Regions from separate parts of the Homo sapiens genome. Here region 1 is linked to region 2. Evidence: chromatin contacts called from ENCODE Hi-C or POLR2A ChIA-PET data. All regions are on one chromosome and are shown on one strand. The core of a region is the stretch at or near the end of the contact, and the rest is flanking DNA. Distances in the headings are between cores, read along the strand shown.

The links. A loop is a pair of places that touch in the nucleus more often than their neighbours do. ChIA-PET counts read pairs that join two places held with the same protein, here RNA polymerase II (POLR2A). Pooled maps may share reads with other maps.
Region 1: a loop to region 2 is called in a pooled map, with 3 times the contacts of the local background. The contact joins two enhancer-like sites. A Hi-C loop is called at or near these places in 1 of 168 maps with a recorded cell type or tissue (CD4-positive, alpha-beta T cell), 1 of 37 single-sample maps with no recorded cell type and 9 of 50 pooled maps. POLR2A ChIA-PET finds 5 or more read pairs at or near these places in 2 of 52 experiments (A549 and Caco-2).

What each region holds. Positions count from the first base shown.
Region 1 is chr2:36,337,685-36,344,283 of GRCh38, forward strand. No RefSeq gene overlaps it. Among named protein-coding and RNA genes, the nearest start is that of CRIM1-DT, 15 kb to the right of the region's middle. Within about 2 kb of position 1,272, at least 2 of the 41 ENCODE cell types and tissues checked have a DNase peak (open chromatin) inside an H3K27ac peak, as active enhancers do.
Region 2 is chr2:36,234,664-36,242,036 of GRCh38, forward strand. No RefSeq gene overlaps it. Among named protein-coding and RNA genes, the nearest start is that of CRIM1-DT, 120 kb to the right of the region's middle. Within about 2 kb of position 5,973, at least 3 of the 41 ENCODE cell types and tissues checked have a DNase peak (open chromatin) inside an H3K27ac peak, as active enhancers do.

The DNA.
Region 1 (6,599 bases), core at 22-2,521, 98 kb after region 2:
CTGGAATCAACTGCTCTAAGTTAGAATTCTAGCTTGCTATTTACTAGCTGGGTAGCCTCAGACTAATTACCTAACAACTCTGCGCTTCCATTTTTGTAGCTACAGTATTGGAGAAATGGTAAATTGTAACTCCTGGGGTCTTTGGGAGGATTAAATGAAGCATAGTGTATAAAGTGCTGCTGGTGTATAGTGAGCATCCAATAAATGTTAGCTATTTTTCTTTAATTTTTTAAGAATAAAAAATAGTCTGGTGTTGTTCAGAGATGTCCGACCTTGGTAGCACATTGGAATTACTAGGGGAGCATAAAAATACTGATTTTTGCCTCTTTGACCCACCCCAGAGATTCTGATATAAATGAATGGTCTGGAGCGAGGCCCTTGCCCAGTGGATTTTAAAAGCTCTCAAGGTAATTCTAATGCACAGCTAAAATTCAGAACTACAGGTCTTGTTGAACAGGACATTAGAGATGATCCAGGGCAAACTCATCATTTCATAAGTGAGAAAATTGAGGCTCAAAGAGGTGATAGGAATTGCTTAGTGACAGCCAGGTGGTGGACAGAAAAACCAAATCCAGGTACCCTGACTCCTGCTCATAGCTCTGTCCCTTTCATCTGGCCACCGCAAGAACAGGTTAGCCAAGGTCAGCCTGGCTGTGATCCTCATCACCGAGAAGTGATAGCCAGGAAAGAGGAAGCTGAACTCCTGTTAAGCCTACCTGATGCCAAATTCTATGTTCCTAAATTAACTCCAAGAATAATTTTGGTCTCTCTTGATGCTTAATCTTTCCCCTATACTTTCAGGTTTGATTCATAGTGGATTCAGATTCTGCCTATGTTAGTTTAAATTAGGCTTTTATTTCATTTCTTCAGTTTTCCTTAGAGATAAAATTCCATCTTATATACACATTCATGCATGCTCAGAGCTACATTTCAAAGGGGAAAAAAGCAGACTTCTTCTTCCCTTCTTTCCTTCCTTCCTTCCTTCCTTCCTGCCACCCTCCCCTTCTCTCTCTTCCTTTTCCCTCCTTCATCCTTCCTCTGACCCAACCCTATGAAGGACATTTATCTTAGATTACTATCTTCTTTGACGATTGTGAATAATCATGTAAAGAATTGCCTTCTCCTTTTAAATCCTTTATGGAAGTGGTAGTGTTCCTTGGTTCATAATAACAATTCTACTGAATTGCCAATAATTCTCAGAATCAGGGGTCATCCTCCCCACAGTGTCAAGAAAGACAGAGGAGGTTCTGTGACTGTGATTTGGTGAGAGATTGACTCATTAGGGCTAAGATAAATGGACGGTTAGCTAGCAATGTCAGGAATTTCTGAGTAGTAGGTAGAGAATTCAAAGAAAATTCCTTTTCTTTTTTTTCTCTTCAGTGTTTGCCTTTACAAATATTAGCCTTTTGTAATTTTCTCAGAGCTTCCAATTACTAAGATTAAAGGTAATAAATTCAATGAGCCAGAGAAAGGTGAGTATCAAGCAAGTTTCTCAGAAACGTGGCCTTTTAAAAAGGAAATATTTTTACATGAATAGCGTTGGATACCAAATTAAATATGCAATATGATCTCATTTTCTCATTTTTGTTTATGTACATATATGATTATCTATCCCACCAAGAGTGGGATCATAGGTGATACTTTTTATTTGTTGTTGATTTGTATCTTCTTATTCTTCTATAATGAATATGTATTATGTATCAAAAAAGCAAAGAAATCATTATTTTAAAAACAAAACAAATGCTAAATATTGATCTTAGAATTAAACCCTGCAGCCGTTTTTTAATATTCACTATTCCCAAATTGTTTTCATATGATATTTGGAATCTTAAGAGAGTTATAAAATTAACTGACTTCTCGAATCACTTATTGATTCATGTGTGTATATGTGTGTGTGCACACACACTCAAGTCTGTTGTATTTTTGGCCTTTATTTCAAGCCCCACATCACCTTAGGCCAATTTGTATCATTTCCCTGGCCTTCTCAGCATTTGTGACATTTCTAATTCCATCTGCAGATTTAATTAACGTGCTGCTTATTCACTCTTCCACATCACTGATAACAAGAGACATAAAACTGGACACAGTGCTGACTGCTGCACCACCTAGATACCTCCCACCATCGGATGCCTCCTTCTGCTTTACCTAGTTTTCAAGTCAAGCTGATTGAAACTGATTTTGCAAGTAAAATTCACTCAGACATTGCATCAAATGATTTATGAAGTCCATGCAGCCGTGTGGTGTCCCATTAATCACAGACACTACAATAATCTATTTGTGTGCAGCAGTCCTCATAAATCGGAATAAAATAAATTCCACAAGCACATCTTCAGCTTTTGCAACAGGGCACATGGTATTATTCAGAGCATCATCCACATAATGCAATGTTAGCCGACTTGCAGATTCCTGAGCTTGGTCAAGCAAGTAAAAATATGCATTCATTTACCAATGCATGCCAAAGCTAAAAAAAATTACAGCTTGTTCATCTACCGGGTGAGAGAATTTCTTTAGGCCTCAGCTCTCAAATTTTTTATGAAAGCTGATGTGAATAAACAGAGCAAATGAGGTGCAATAATAAAAGCGGTGAGATGATGTTGTTAACAAATAGTCCAGAAATATACCTCCAAATAAATGTTGAGAATTTAAGTATCATTATCATTTGGAGACTCTTATTTCCATAATGCTATGAAACAATTTTGTAAATTCTCTTCTGAGACTGATCTTTCACATGACAAAAGAATGTCTTCAGACATGGCAAGTTCATTTCATTTGAGCGTATTTCATTTCTTGAAAACAATGCAAAATTATTGTGACCTGTGTCCAGTAAAGACTGTGAATGATTCACCTAGATAACAGTAATTTTTTAAAATGCAGAGTTTTTGTTTTTCCTAAGTATAAAGAGAAAATATACTATAAAATAAAGATTTAACAATATAAAAATACATTGAAGACAATAAAAATTGTGTAAAATCCTAACACACAAAGATAGTAACTCTTCATGTATTGGAGATATCTTTACCGAACTGTGTCGATATTTGTCTGTTTTTGTGTAGATAGATATGGAGATGAATACAGATATAAATAAAATAATGTAAGATGAGATTCTACCATAATTATTATATTATTATCTGCGTTTTTAACATCAACAATATATTGCGGATATCTTTGCAAAACAATAAATATAGAACCACATCATCAATTTAATAACTATAATTTTCCATTACATAGACTTATTTAGTCAACACTCCGTTACTCAACATTTAGTTTATTTCCAAATTTTCAACTATAAACAACACTATGATGAACATCCTCACTCCTAGATATTTGTGCCCTTGACCTAGAGTGCAGTGGCACAATCATGGCTCACTGCAGCCTCAACCTCCCAGTCTCAAGCAATCTTCCCACCTCAGCTTTCTAAGTAGCTGGGACTACAAGCACATGTCACCACACCTGGCTAATTTTTTAATTTTCTGTAGAGATGGGGTCCTGCTGTGTTGCCCAGGCTGTTCTCGAGTTCCTGGCCTCAAGCCAGGGAGGCCTGCTTCCCGAAAGTACTGGGATTACCAGAGTGAGCCACTGTGCCAGGCCCTCATTATCTTCTTTGAAGAAGAGTTCTTAGAATCAGAAATTGTCTTAGAATATGTGTTCTGGGAAAAAGAATTTTTTTCTTGGAATTGTGATATCTAAATCAGGATATGTCCAGCTAATATTTTGATACATGTTTCCAAACTGCTTTCCAGAAAAAATGTACCAAGTTATATTACCACCAATAATTCATGAAAGTATTTATTGGCCCCATTCTTGCCAATCCTGGATATTGCTAGTCTTTAGAAATATTTGTCATTTGATAGATAAAAAGCATTTTCTCATTGTTTTAACTTGTGTGTCTTTGACTGTATTTGGTTAAACATCTTTTTATAAGTTCATGGGTGAATTATATTTCTTCTTTGAGAAGTTAACTATTCTTGTATATTTCCATGGGTTGGGCAATATTCATCAATTTTACTTATTTAAGAAACTATCTTTATACTAAGGTAATAGTGTTTCTCATCAAATCAAATATATGAACCTAACAAGTCTAATTTGTTTGTAGATTTGTAATTAGATAAGAGATCAGTTGCAAAAACACTTTGAGAAATGTCAACATTCTTAGAAAGGGTATACTTTTCCAAGGTGACAATGCTAGCGCTTTGAAAAGCAACATTCATCTGTTTATCTGATTCTTGTATATTTGTTTAAATAAAACATTATCATTCTTTAGGTTATATCAAGAGCTTGTGCTTTGGAATCAAACTGCCTATCTTCAAATCCTGAGCCTCCCACATATAATCTAGGTTATCTAAGACATATTATTTAACTACGCTGTGCCTAAGTTTCCACATCTTTAAAATGAAGATAATAATAGTCCCTCTTGCATAGAGTTGTTGGAGAATTAAATGAAAGGATGCACATAAAGCATGTAGAAAAGAGTTGGGAGCAATTCAAGTGCTCAGTAAATATTAAATTGGAATATTTTAGATTCATGATCTGTTCACATTTAGACCACCAAGTGTACTTTAAGGCACTTTCTTTCTTTTTATTTTATTTTGTTTGTTTGTTTGTTTGTTTGTTTATTTATTTATTTATTTATTTGAGGCAGAGTTTCGCTCTTGTTGCCCAGGCTGGAGTGCAATGGTGCCATCTCATCTCACTGCAACCTCTACCTCCCGGGTTCAAGTGATTCTCCTGCCTCAGCCTCCTGAGTAGTTGGGATTACAGACATGTGCCACCACACACAGCTAATTTTGTATTTTTAGTAGAGACAGGGTTTCACCTTGTTGGCCAGGCTGGTTTCGAACTCCTGACCTCAGGTGATCCACCCCCTTCAGCCTCCCAAAGTGCTGGGATTACAGGCGTGAATCGCTGCACCCAACCTAAGGCCCTTTTTTTTTTTTTTTTTTGAGACGGAGTCTCGCTGTCGCCCAGGCTGGAGTGCAGTGGCGTGATCTCGGCTCACTGCAAGCTCCGCCTCCGGGGTTCACGCCATTCTCTTGCCTCAGCCTCCCGAGCAGCTGGGACTACAGGCGCTCGCCACCTTGCCCGGCTTATTTTTTGTATTCTCAGTAGAGACGGGGTTTCACCGTGTTAGCCAGGATGGTCTCGATCTCCTGACCTCGTGATCTGCCCGCCTCGGCCTCCCAAAGTGCTGGGATTACAGGCGTGAGCCACCGCGCCTGGCCCTAAGGCACTTTTAAAATGAGTGTTTTACTGCTCTACTTGCAGATAAGCTTCCCTGATGATATGCTTAGACTCCCACAATTTTATTTTAGGAACTTAAAAAAAAAAGTTTATAATGAGAAACAAACCAAAAGGAACTCTCCCTTTACTCCTTTGGTGGCTTTCAGAATGTAACAAGAAGAAAGATGTTTACATCTTTGCACAGTTCTTTTTTTAAATTTTTATTTTTTTTATAATTTCAACTTTTATTTTAGATTCAGGGGGTACATGTGCAGGTTTGTTACAAGGATATATTGCATTTGCACAGTTCTGACACTGACAAATGCAGTATCTGCATCACCTAGACAGGTTTTAGATAGCTGAGGAACAGGACAATGATGAAATCAATTTATCACTTTAGGCCAGTTTGTCTCATTTCCCTGGCCATTTCAGCATTTAAGAAGACAAGGAGATGGGAAAGACCTAGAAGCTCTATTGGTCAGTAGGCCTTAGGTGAACTCATGGTTCTGAATAAGGTAAATGGCCACCACCCAAAGCAGCAAGTAAGGACATGGAAGTACCATACAACCTAGCAGGATGTTCTAATGTGGAATACGATAAACAGACCAGATTCAGTGTACAATGAGTTGGTTCTAGATTGAGAGCACTACCGTGCCACAGTGAGGCACGAAGTCACCGAGTCCCAGATCTGAATCCTAACCCAGGCGCATGCATTATGTCCTCAGAATATTTATGTAATTTCTGTGAAGCTTTTTTTCACAGTTCCCCATCTGTAAAAATCTGTCTGGTCACACCTTATGATGAGATTACTATGAGAGTTAAAAGAGAAGAGATATCCAAAGCATTTAGCATACAGTCAGTTTCATGTGCTCAATTAATGGTTGCTAGGAAGCAGAGGAGACAGTAAAAATATTTAAGAACTAAAATGCATGAGCACTGATTAATCAGAACGGATGCCTGACCAATGAGGTCAATTAGAAAGGATTCCCGGTGAATAAAAAAGTTGGCCCAACCAATAAGAAGGACCACAGCCCTGCATACCCTACTGGCACATACTATTTCTTAGAGAAAAGAAGGGGTTTTCATATTGACTAAGGATGCCAGAATTTGGGGCACAGAGAAAAAAGTAAATATCCAATAGAGCTACACCTGGCATGCCACATACAAAATCAGATGAAGGTAAAAAATAGTACTATGGCAGAGTTCTGTATTCTAGAGACTGCTACTCTGGTACCAGGCAAAGTGCCTCAAGGTAGGATGATAGTGTCTGGTGCACAGAAAGACAGGTGGTGCCCATCAGAAACTCAAGCACTAGGCAGGGCGCAGTGGCTCACACCTATAATCCCAGCACTTTGGGAGGCTGAGGTAGGCCGATTGCTTGA
Region 2 (7,373 bases), core at 4,723-7,222:
CTATCGCCTAGGCTGGAGTGCAGCGGCACCATCTTGGCTCACTGCAACCTCCACCTCCCAGGTTCAAGCAATTCCCCTGCCTCAGCCCCCTGAGTAGCTGAAATTACAGGCACCCGCCATCATGTCTGGCTAATTTTTGTATTTTTAGTAGAGATGGGGTTTCACCATGTCAGCCAGGCTGGTCTCAAACTTCTGGCCTCAAGTGATCTGCCCACCTCGGCCTCCCAAAGTGCTGGGATTACAGGCGTGAGCCACCTTGCCCAGCCCTATCTGCCTATTCTTGATTCTGATGTCTGACCTTCTGTCTCATTCCCCAAGGGAACCACAGCTTCTTACTGAAGAACCTCTAAGCTTCTGTTACTGCTTATAGCTCCTCAGGTCCTTTTGCTCTTTACTTTGGCATTATGCTGGGTTACTCTTAAAATTCCTTTTAATTAGCTATGTTTGAATCTGATTTTATATGAATATTCCCTGAGGTGTGATGCTGATTGACTCTTTTTTTATGAACAAAATTAATAAAATGTCCACTGATAGGATTTGCCTGTAGTCATCCTCTTTCAAACTGGGCTTCAATCAAAGCTACGTATCTTCAAATAGCTGGGTTACTTCACAATGATTCTTTTTTTTTCTTTTAATTCAACCACTGTATCCCATTCTTTTCCAAAAATATGAAGAACAAGAATGTCTTATTTTATTCTGCAAATTAAATCCTAGAAAAAATTAGAAAACTTAAGTAAACCCAATAGGAGATACGAAAACTAAAGACTAAGAAAATGTGGAGGTATTATCAACTGTACTCAAGTTTTCACTCTAGCATTCCTCTGGAAGCTTCCTCTGCTTTCCCCAGCTAATTTCTGAAAGTGCTAGACTGCAGTGAAAAGGAGCCAGGCCCCGCTCTGGTGGAGCTTAGTGAAACTGGGACCGAGATCACATCCAAACTCCAAGCTCAGTTGATTCAAGCGGTGATGATAAAGCATTCAGGTCAAGACACCTGCTGATTTGGGAATCCTGGTCTTTGGGATCTGACAGGGTAGCATCTCTGGCAGCTCAAAGGCTAGTACAGTAGCCCTGAAAGTCTGGGTACAAGCTCAAGTTAGAAGTACAGGGATGAAGTGAAAACCTCAGGTTCAGCCTTAGAAAGTAGAAGGTAAAATTGGAGAATCAAGCCAATCATAGAGGGGAGTGCCTGAGGGTCTCAGAGATATTTTGTGCCTGAGTCTGATGTGATTAACACATAAAACCTATACATTTTTAATATATACAACTTGTTGAGTTTAGATATAAGTATACACCAGTGAAACTATCAACAAAGTTTCCTCCTGCCCTTTTTATTTTTTTAGTATTTGTATGTGTTTATGTGTGTTAAGAACACCTAGCATAAGATCTACCCTCTTAGCAAATTTTTAGTATACTGGCAGAGGCCTTTTCAACCACATCCTTGCAACTGGGTTCACACCTATTACCCATAAAGTCCTTGCAGAAACATGAATTCTTGAGGCCAAATGTATTAATATTATTCAACTTTAGAAATAATAATTTATCTTTATATTTTCATGTATGAATTTACTGTTTACCATTTATGAATCAGGTTATTATTTCTCTATGGGGGAGGCATACATGGAATGGCTGAGATATAATGAAATCTGACACTCAAAATAAATGTTAAAAATAAGAACTATTAGGAAATAACCTCAGTAAAATAAATGGTATGATAAAAGATCTTAGATCTTCTAAGTAGAATTTTTTAGGTTGTTGTTTTATGTTAAATAGTTGCAACTTTAGAAAAATCTATAAAATGTGAGGAGGAAAAGGTTTTAAATAGAATAATGTTAAAACTATTATATTTTAGTGAATTATATTTTGAGTCAAAATTTGGTATTTATAATGAGCTTCAAGAGTACACAATTTTTTTAAATGTATGCTGAGACAATATTTAAGCTAAAGAGGCAAATTTTGCCAAATGCATGTACAGAGATGAACAAGCAAATAAAGAGATCCCAACAAAAGGGCTCCATTTTATAGCATTACTAAACCTTCATTGATATTCCCCATTCCTGAAGTCGCAAAGTCCTTGATTTCTTCAGTACATTGTTTCATCATAAGACTATTACAAATATAGGGGTTTTAAAACTCTAGTTAGAAAATTATGAATTCTGGTTGTTAGCTATCTGTAGGCATCAAAATATACTTCCCAGAGGGCCAGCATTTTACAAACAGGCGTAGAGCCACAATAAATTAAAACTTAGAGTAAAAATCACCAGTCTTTTGAATTGTGGAAATTATAAAATAAAACTTTCCCACTCTGGAGATGGCATTGCCAACATGTGTTTTTAGTCATAAACATGTCACACTTTACTGTTTCACACCAATCTCCATAACCACACTCTTTCCTCATACAAGAGCAGAATCTGTCTGCCTGGCAGTTAGGTGCTGGTAAACAGTGTCAGAAAAGCAAGTCTTCCATTATTTAGTCATGAGAAAAGCATAAGGAGAGGTAGAACCAAGAACCAAATGTCAATGATATTGCCAATTCCTACTAAACCCTCTGAAATGGGCAACTAATCTGTATGTCCATTGTTCACTCCATGACAACTCCTTCAAGAAAATCCTACCAGGTGATCAGGCTTATCCCAGACAACCTCAGAGAAACTCAAGAAGCACCAAATGAACAAATCACCTGACCTCAAGAGAAACCACAATTTCCATGACCATCCTTGGCTCAAAGAGGAGAATTTGGTCCAATAAGTAGGGACATGGTATATTTACTAATGAGCTATTGTGTTTATTTTCAAATTCTTGGTCCATTTCTTCTACAGCACCTTGCTTATCCGCACCCTTTAGTCACTAAGGGCTAGCATCAGCAGCGGTAAGGCTGCAGCAAAAATTCTCAAATCTCAGTTGCACAGTGTGTTTCTTGAGCATATCATGGGTGACTGCCAGTTCCATTTATCCCCAACCCTGACTTTGGTTAGGAGGGTCTCCATTCTTAAAATAGTTCCCAAATGGCTCTGTACTACCATGCAATAGACATCAGCTCTGTCTCAGGAATTTTTCTTGTTTTCAATTTAACTTCTATGAGACATTATTTTAAAGCAATTCACATATTTTGGAACAGGTTTCACATTACCACTTTGTGAAAAAGTTAATGAGCTTTCATTGCTAAAAGTAATTTGGAGTCATTAGGTATCAAAAAAGGGCATGGTCCATTTATTCCAACCTGAATTTTTTTGTATCTTATTGACCCTCCTTCTAGTAAGCATTTGCTTTACTATCCACAGAGCAGGCATAATGAGCAAGTCCCCTTGCACTGACTTCACGCAATCTAATGTTAGGTAGGCGTGAGAAGCAGAAAGTACCTTTCAATTCCATTCAGCAAGAATCCACAGTATACTTACAATTTCCCTGAACTATGCTAAGCATTTTGAGACCTATAAAGCTGTAAAAAAGATTCTCTGACCTCGAGTTGCTTATAATCTTGTTGCAGTAACTCATAAATCCACTGGCAAATAACACAGGATGTCATAAATTATTAACGTAACCAAGAAATCCCTCCCATATGTGTGCACGTGCACACACACACACACACACACACACTTTACACTGTAGAATGCTGAAAGGATTCCAAGACTGTAAATTCCATCTTCCTTCTCTTCTTCCAAAAATGGCCCTATGCTTTCACAGTATGCTGGATTGTCAAGCCCTGAAGGAATAATGCTTAACATTCCAAAGAATTATCCCCACTTTTCCCTCACGTCGTTGGGCAGTTGGCATTTATCTTTATATATGGTGGTAAGGAGATGGAAACCAGAAATGGGATCCATATCACGGAATTCAAGAGAAAGGACTTTGAAAAATACAAAGAGCTATATGAGTATAAAAAACTGTTAGATGATTGTCTAAAGGCAAGAACAAAAAGACTACATTAACAGGATCATTTTCTTCTCAGAAAAAAATTGCAGGAGCGTCTACCCAAGCCTGTAATAGAAAATTGGCCTGTGGAGTTACAAGATTGGTTACAAGATTTGATATAAAATAATCTCACCTCACCTATCAATCATTCCATGTGAACTATATCCAGTATAAGCTATGCTTATACTAACTGGTTAAACAAAAGGATCAAACGTAATTGTCATTTGCTCTGTAACAGTGTTTTTCAATTAGATTATAATGGATGATCCTAGTATATATGAATAAAAAATTATCAACAAATTATTACATACATAACCGCACCATAGAACATTATATTTAAAGGCAAATTATTTGTTAAAAGAAAAATGGTATCCATGTAGACCACTCTCCGTGAGTGCTCAATGCAATAACTGCATCCATTACTACCCCAAGTTGAAGGGAATGAATGAAAAGACCACTATGCTGTAAATCGCTTAGAAGCAGAATTTAGTTAATTGAGAAATTATGTTCAGGCTAACCTATCCAGATAGCGTCATATCTATGTGGAGTAAGTTAATAGAAATTCCATGCTAGCTCCATGAATTGGTTCAATAACAGGAAAAAATACAGATGAGGAGGAAGAGAGAACTGGCAATGTGAAGTGACACGTTTCAAAAACAATTCCTTTGTACTTATTCAGAGCTCCAAATCCATCCATACACATCACGGGAAATGTGACGATGCCCATGCACTTATCATTAGATTCACTCTCCAAAATGTCAACTACCAGAAATTAAACTCTTCCTGTAGGCCAGCTTGGTTTTTAAACACTATGTCTAATCTCGCAGCAACACCAGGACATAGGCTTCATTGTTGTACAGCTTTACAGATAAGGAAGTTGGGACTCGAAAGAGTTAAATGAGTTGCCCAAAGTCACAAAGCTATTAAATGACCAAGACAGGACTGGGATGAAGCTCTTGAGTATGAAGTTTGTGTAATATGTCCACTATGGCTAGCTGTATTAGTCCATCTTCACATTGCTAATACATACATACCTGACACTGGGTAATTTATGAAGAAGAGGAGGTTTCATGGACTCATAGTTCCATGTGGCTGGGGAGGCCTCACAATCATAGTGGAAAGCAAAAGGCACATCTTACATGGCAGCAGACAAGACAGAATGAGAGCAAAGAGAAAAGGGAAACCCCTTATAAAACCATCAGATCTCGTGAGACTTATTCACTACCATGAGAACAGTATGGGGGAAACTGCCCCCATGATTCAATCATCTCCCACCAAGTCCCTCCCATAACACAAGGGAATTATGGGAGCTACAAGTCAAGACGAGATTTGGGTGGGGACACAGAGCCAAACCATATCACTAGCTGTTTGCCAAGTAACAGAGAGGAAAAAGATTCAGAAATAACATTTGTCTCTGTCTGGGTATTTGCCTTAAACTGCAAGCTCCTGGAGGGCAGGGCAGCATGTGTTCCTACCTGGTTCTCCTTATATGGCACTAAGCAGTATGAGCAGGTGCTGTGGAATATCATTTGGTACTGAGAACAATAAAGAAGCAAGAACACAGATGATGGTAGGAGCCTAGCTTGCTGTCCTGCCTCTGAATTTATAAAAGGTCTCAGGAATGACATGCAGGATAGGGAAATATACAGCCTCTGAGCCTTGGTAGCTACATACAACTCACGATGCACACTGTCAATCTTGCTATGTTAACCGGCAAATGTCCAAAGGAGGCATTAAATCATTGCCAGAGACCACTCAGCTCACATTACGTTGTACTGAAGGGGGAGGAGGGGCAGATTTCAGAGTCCCACCTTCTTCCAAGCCCCCGCACTCTCCTCTATGTCTGCCCCGCAGCTCAGGCCTGGAATTTTATGTGCAGCAAAAAATCAAAGGTAAAATAAATGCTGAACAGCGATTGCTGTCATTGCCTTCCCCGCAGTCATTTCGCTATTAGCTGTTGGAGGAGCAGACCGTGTAGGCTGACGAGATCTGAGTAAGGACGAGGGATGAGATGTCAAGGCAGGGAACACGGCTGCCTTTGCGAGGTGGCTTTGACTCGCGCTGCAGACATCACACGTCAGCTCGGTGGAGACAGCAAGCAAACCCAACTGCAGCCGCAGAGAGGAAGCAAAAGAGGAGTGTGTGAAAAGATCAGCATATTCAGCCTGCCAATTATTTTCCTCCCTCCCCAACCCCACCCCCAAACACAAGTTCCTTAATATTAATAGTGCTGGAAATCGCAGCAATGAGCACATTGTTGGGGTGAAACTGAACATTACTCTCTAAATGAGATCCTGGGTGTGAAAGCAGAAGGTCCTCTCTGTCTCCCAGATCAGAACATTATCTGAGGCCAACAGCTCTGCAGCAGCTCTTAACCTCAAGAAAAGGGCTCGGCATTTCTGGTTCCCCAATAAAGCCACAGCACACCCTGGGACTGTTCAAATTATGGATACACACACACACACACACACACACACACACACACACACTCAAAGGAGATTATTACTAAGCTTGGGCTACAGCTTAAGAGGCATAAGTGGCATTCTCTTATTCCTCTGACTTGAATCCCTACACCTGTTACCCAAACTTCACTCACTGTTCTCCTCCACAAAAACACATTGTATCTTTGACATTACTATCAGTTTTGATATCAGAAGAATATGTGCCCAGGCAGCAGCATGACATATGTTGAAAGAGCTAGAACACTTGGAACTCTAACCTACTTTTATGAGACTTTTTTTTCTGGGTACGAGTCCCTTAGCCCATCCTTAAAGAAATATGACCAGCACCCATTCCCATCATTTAACTTTCCCAGATTAGAATTGAAACCTCTTCCCAACTGTACTGCAGGAGGTAGAAACTAATAGTTCTTTCTGAAGATTAAACCCTCTTAACCTTCAGGTGAAGAAATAAATATTATGCTGTTAAAGGATGAACCCCAGTCTAATGTCTATTAAATTCTTCCTGGCAGATTTTCCAGAGGTACAATAAGCAAAAGGAAAGAATAATATTTTCAATTTGTTAGATAAATGTAGGCAGGATTGGAGGAAAATAAATGAAGAGTACTTGCTTAGACTCTCGTATCGCTAATAACCCTGGAACATAATCTGAAGGGTTATTTAACCCCAGAGAGTTCAGGCTAGTGATGGAGGTCTCTGTGGGAGCAAGGTTTAGTCTCTGGATAATAGGCCTGCAAGGCCTGGGAAGTTAGCAGTGCCCCAGCAAGCAAGATGCATTTCAGAGAAAATCCTAATGGAAATTGGGAAGTCATCTATCAGTAAAGAACTGAGTGATCTTATCATGGGTTAGGAAGAAACAAGCAATTTCAGAAGCATTTGGGTAACTAGGATTTTACACCAATATATGAAATACCAGGGCTGGGATTGTAAGACTGGTGCAGGGGCTCCTGATAACTATTTATTCATGCATTAAACCATTATTGTGTACCTATTATGTCCTACACT